Regions from separate parts of the Homo sapiens genome. Here region 2 is linked to region 1. Evidence: read pairs that join two places in POLR2A ChIA-PET (ENCODE). Cell type or tissue: PC-9. All regions are shown on one strand. Links, peaks and the distances in the headings refer to the core of each region. The heading gives the core; the rest is flanking DNA.

Region 1 (2,927 bases), core at 154-2,653:
ATTTGAGTTTCCTAACTAGAAGTCACTAGCAAGAAATGGTGGCCAGTCCTGTCCTGCCTTTTTAGTTGAGTAGATGACCATTTGCATGGTATGGTTAAGTTGAGAGGTATGAAAGTTTCTAGTCATCCATAAGTTTTTCCCTGCTCACTAAATGACACCCTAAATTCTTTGATTAATGACATTTTGCATTAGTTTCAGGTTTCTGTTCATTGCTGAAATGTAAATATCCTTGAAAGAGGAATACATTGCAGTTAGCTCATAATCATTTACTGCTGGGACTGAAATATATTTATCAGGTCTTTCCATGAAAACAGGCTTTGATGGGAAGGGCAAATTATAGGGGAAAAAAAAGAGCACACCGATTGTTTGAGATGGAAAAGAACTCATGCCCAAGGGAGGAAATATATATACACACACACACAAAGGAGAGACTAAGAGCCTCAGGAAAAAAAGTTCTTCAACAATTTACAACTTTCTCTGAGGACTGCACTGATTCTAGACTTTCAAGGGATGACCTGATTTTTAAGTTTTAATTTTATCAAACCTAATCAAACCTGATGTCTGGGAAAAAAGACAGACAGAGACAGTAGAGGCTTTGACACGGAATGATAATTGAATATTGACTTCTTGACTATAAGCTCCTGAAGTCAGGACCTAATCTTATTCACCTCTGCACTTTTTTTCTTAGTAATTGACATATATAATAGATATCCCCAAAGATCTGTTGAAAATGAATAATAAGAATTGGATTGTCTAAAGAGGAGCATAAAAGGCAGAGATATTCCCATAGGTGGATCTTTGGGTTCTGATGATCAGCCAATCACTTACATCTCTATGACTGTCAGTCACATTGTGTGTGGGGGGATGTCATAGATTAGTGCCACCATTAAAAACCTAAAAGATTTAGGGGTGGTGGTCCCTATTACAGCATCGCTGAATTCACCAGGCGCACCCCTGCGGAGATCGCATAGATTCTGGAGGGTGACTGTAGACTACCACAGCCCCAGTTACAGCTGCTTTGTCAGATGTAGTATCATTGCTAGAGAAGATTACTAAGTCTTCCCATAAATGGTATATAGTCACCAATTAAGCAAATGTAACTTTTTCCTTTAAAATTAAAAAAGATAATAAAAAACTAGTTTGCATTCATGTAGGATGGACAATAGTCACTTACAGTTTTCCTGTGTTCTCCTGCCTCTGTCATATGATACAGGTTCAGTCTGAAGAGATCTGAACCTTCAGTGAATACCACAGAACATCACCCCAATCCACTACATACGTGATGTCATGCTGATTGAACAAGATGAGCAAGAGATGGCTAGTACAATAGAGAATTTGGCAAGACACATGCACTCAAGATGGTAGGATATACACCCTTCAAAGATTCATAAGCTGGCCAATTTTCTGAAGATTTAGGATCCCAGTGGTTAGGGATATACTTGAATAGCCCCTCTAAGGCAAGAGCAAATTGAGAGTCTTACATACTCCACCACAAAAAAAGGAAAGGCACACCTTTTGGGGTCTAAGGAGCAAACCATTCTATACCTAGGAATACTACTCTAGCCCATATACCAGGTGACACTGTAGGCTGCTAGCTTTGAGCAGCACCCAAAACAGGAAAGGGCAACATCATAAGTCTAGGACATGGTACAATCAGTCCCGCCACTTGCATATTTAATCCAGAAGACCCTTTAGTATTGGAGGTATTATGGTGGGAGAAGATGCAGTATGGAGCCTATGGCAGTTTGCAGTGAGAGAAACAAATGCTGCCTCTGGAATTCTGGAGTAAGGCCATGTCATCTGAAGCAGAAAATACTATGCTTTTTGAGAAACAGTTTTTGGTGTTACTGGAACCTGGTAAAGGAAGGACACTTGACTATGGGACATTAAGTAACCACACACTTAGAACTTGCCATTATGTCCTGGGTTCTGTCAGGCTGCCAAGACATAAATTCAGATGGGCACTAGCAGCAATCCATTATACTGGAGAAATGTTATATACAGAATTGAACCCAAGTGGGACCGGGGGAACAAGTAAGCTGCATTAATAGGTAGCCCAAACCCCAATGTCACCTTCACACTCACTGCAGTTACCTTCTCCTAGCTTATAACTACAGGAATATGTGTTAGGGTGAGAAAATAGCTCCCATATGACTAGCTGGAGGAGGAGAAAAAGCTTCAGCTTGATTTATGGTTGGGTCAGCTTGGTAGGCAGTTCTAGCTGAAAATGGATAGCAACAGCAAAAAAGGTACACTTATGCATACTCTGAATAACAACAGAGAAGAAAAAAGTCATCCTAAGGGGTAGATCTGTGAGCAGTGTACCAGCTCATCATCTTTTGTGTGGCAAGAGAAGTGACCTGAAGTGAGGATATATAGATTCCTCGGCAGTAATCAATGGCATGGCTATCTGGTCAGGGGCCTGGGAGGAAAAAAAAATAGAGGAAGAGAGATCTGAGACAGAGTCACATGACTAGACACATGGGATTAGGCAAAGAGTATAAAGAGTTCGCCCTCACACATTAATGCCCACCAGGAAGCATATACCATGAAGGAGGTTATAAAAAACCAAGTAGACAAAATGACTTGGCCAGTTGACATTAGCCAGCCTTCATCTTTGGTCACTCCCAGATTGGCATGAGTATCAAATGAATGGAGAAGACATGGTAGTAGAGACAGAAGTTATGTATGAGCCCAACAGCATGTACTATCACTTACCAAGGATGTTCCAGCTTCTGCTGCCTCTGAAAGTTCCATTTGTCAGCAAAAAAAGACCAACAAAGTCCACATTATGTCACCATTCCACGAAGAAGGCAACCAGCTACTCGGTGGCAAATTTCTTACATTGGGCACCTTCCAACCTGGAAGTATCAGCAGTTCATCATCACAGAGACAGATATTTATTTGGGTAAGAGTTTGCCTTTCTT
Region 2 (2,927 bases), core at 143-2,642, 420 kb before region 1:
ATCCAGTCCTGCAAATGCAACTACAACTGCCCGCATGCCAATGAAGCAGCGTTTCCCTTCTACAGGCTGTTCAATGACATTCACAAATTTAGGGACTAAATGCTACCTGGGTTTCCAGGGCACACCTAGACAAACAAGGGAGAAGAGTGTCAGAATCAGAATCATGGAGAAAATGGGCGGGGGTGGTGTGGGTGATGGGACTCATTGTAGAAAGGAAGCCTTGCTCATTCTTGAGGAGCATTAAGGTATTTCGAAACTGCCAAGGGTGCTGGTGCGGATGGACACTAATGCAGCCACGATTGGAGAATACTTTGCTTCATAGTATTGGAGCACATGTTACTGCTTCATTTTGGAGCTTGTGGAGTTGATGACTTTCTGTTTTCTGTTTGTAAATTATTTGCTAAGCATATTTTCTCTAGGCTTTTTTCCTTTTGGGGTTCTACAGTCGTAAAAGAGATAATAAGATTAGTTGGACAGTTTAAAGCTTTTATTCGTCCTTTGACAAAAGTAAATGGGAGGGCATTCCATCCCTTCCTGAAGGGGGACACTCCATGAGTGTCTGTGAGAGGCAGCTATCTGCACTCTAAACTGCAAACAGAAATCAGGTGTTTTAAGACTGAATGTTTTATTTATCAAAATGTAGCTTTTGGGGAGGGAGGGGAAATGTAATACTGGAATAATTTGTAAATGATTTTAATTTTATATTCAGTGAAAAGATTTTATTTATGGAATTAACCATTTAATAAAGAAATATTTACCTAATATCTGAGTGTATGCCATTCGGTATTTTTAGAGGTGCTCCAAAGTCATTAGGAACAACCTAGCTCACGTACTCAATTATTCAAACAGGACTTATTGGGATACAGCAGTGAATTAAGCTATTAAAATAAGATAATGATTGCTTTTATACCTTCAGTAGAGAAAAGTCTTTGCATATAAAGTAATGTTTAAAAAACATGTATTGAACACGACATTGTATGAAGCACAATAAAGATTCTGAAGCTAAATTTGTGATTTAAGAAAACAGCGCTTCATGTTCATCAGAATATAAAGCCTAAGGGTCTCCATCACTCTGTGAGATGGCTATAATAATTTATTATTTTAATCACCAGGTTAGTGGGCATGCCACTTTAGTAGAGTAGAGAAACCCTTTAATGAAAAGGGGTAGTCCATAACTCAGGCTGCCCACATCCAGACCCATGGGCAAGATTGAATATAATTAATGTATTCTAAAGACTTGCTTGTTTATAACTTTATATTTTCCCAATACCGTTCCTAAAAATTAGAACTACTTAGAAATTTACCCTTGGCTGTTATGAGGAAAAATCTGAGTCTATAGGAGTCAGTTTGTTTTCACTAAATGAGCTTGAAGCATGACTTGTGTTAATCCTAATAAGCCGGTGATTAGGTAAACATGCTGTTAAATGCAAAGGAATGCAAGGAATTTCAACTACTTTTCCAATAGCGTGAGGGCCAAGCTACCCCATCCCCCTTTCCTTTTTATAATATACGTTATATTGATGGGGGAGGGAGCAGTTATATAGAGTTGGCTATTCAGAAGGTCAAAGGTCCAGAGCATTCCTAAAAGAAAGGGACCCAAATCATAGGTCTAGGAGAGGTTGAGAAGGCTGTGTCAATGTTTGTGAAAATGTCAGTAGTCTGTTTCAGAAGCATCTTCATCTTTAGAAAGCGCTGACAATAAACCTTTTATAGGGAGAAGTTTTCCTTTCATCATCACTGTTGGCTCCTGTTCAAATCCATAGTGAAATATTTCAGTCCGCACTTAGTTAAGAGAGTACTTGAGTTTTTAGGCAGAAGAGAAAGTGCTTTTAAAAGGAATGGAGGAGGACAGCTCCTGGGATCCTGAAGGGATTTTTCCAAGTAGATTAAATAAGATCCATACTTTAATGAAGACCCACAGAAAAATACTGCCTAAGAAATGGTTTTAAAGCCTTATGGAAATGCATAGAGGTTAATATAAATGCACTAGTAAAATCTATGGCCAAAAGCCTTCACTTCTGATTTTGACTTGCCTGAAATATTACAGCTTGTGCCTTCTGAATAGTCAGGTTTCTTGCCTGAGACATTCAAATGTTAAGGTATTTGAGAATTTAAACATCAGCTGGCCCAGTCGTGGATGCAGTTAAACTTGTCAGTGCAATGTAACGTGTGAAACATAATAAAGGTGTGAGGCTTTTGTGGTGCAATCTTGTTGAACAGACATCTAAATCCATAGGCAAGATTTACACATTCCCAAGCATCAACCCTGAAGTATTGCTCTCCAACACTGGAGTCCAACAAATTGCTTCTTATGCAGAGATCAAGGAGCAATATTTTACAGATCCTTTCAGTGTGCAGGGAAGTAGTATTTGTCCAAATAAGCTCAAATGTGAAACAGAACCTAGTATGGGAAAACACTGAATCTTTGGGTTATTAATTTCATCCTAGTAAATATAATGAGGGTGATTGAAAGTGCCAATTCCATTTACAATAAGTGTGTTCAATTAATAAAGAAGATGAATACAAGCAAATTATGTCTTTTGTTTAGCTATAGAAAAACCTGAAGAAATTAAAAGTAGTGGAGAATAAAATTATGATATTTAGAACACGTAAGTTTTACCTACATCCAGAATGGAGCTCTGCCCACTTTAAATATTGAGAAAACAAACCAAAAATTATGCATCTGCATATATGAAATAGAAGTTACATATAGAAATATTCATTATAATATATATGTACCTTCCCATGCACAGTAAAGACCTTGGGTTGTTCTTGCTTTTCAATCCAAAAGATCCTGGTGGTCTTGAGCTATTTTTTGGTAGAGATTTTAGAACTGAGAGAGTGATCTCAGAATCTTAGGCATTCCACGAATTTTAAGAAATACTCTATGGGACATTGAGCAGCACAGCAAGTAGTCTCACTATGAC

The links. ChIA-PET counts read pairs that join two places held together with the same protein. Peaks named below come from ENCODE experiments on the same cell type or tissue, not always from the same donor. Only the 100,000 strongest peaks of a DNase experiment are listed, where the experiment ranks them.
Region 2: POLR2A ChIA-PET joins it to region 1 with 5 read pairs; 2 of 35 experiments call an interaction of 5 or more read pairs at or near these places.

What each region holds. Positions count from the first base shown.
Region 1 is chr1:86,001,350-86,004,276 of GRCh38, forward strand. The region is part of intron 19 of COL24A1 (collagen type XXIV alpha 1 chain); the gene reads right to left. Among named protein-coding and RNA genes, the nearest start is that of COL24A1, 150 kb to the right of the region's middle. In PC-9, for the core only: no CTCF peak of the experiment used is centred there; no DNase peak of the experiment used is centred there.
Region 2 is chr1:85,582,944-85,585,870 of GRCh38, forward strand. CCN1 (cellular communication network factor 1) reads left to right here. Exons shown (of 5, transcript NM_001554.5): 5 at 1-1,007. The coding sequence ends at 99. Among named protein-coding and RNA genes, the nearest start is that of CCN1, 3.6 kb to the left of the region's middle. In PC-9, for the core only: no CTCF peak of the experiment used is centred there; DNase peaks (open chromatin) are centred at 218 and 1,428; H3K4me3 peaks cover 1,080 bases; H3K27ac peaks cover 1,973 bases.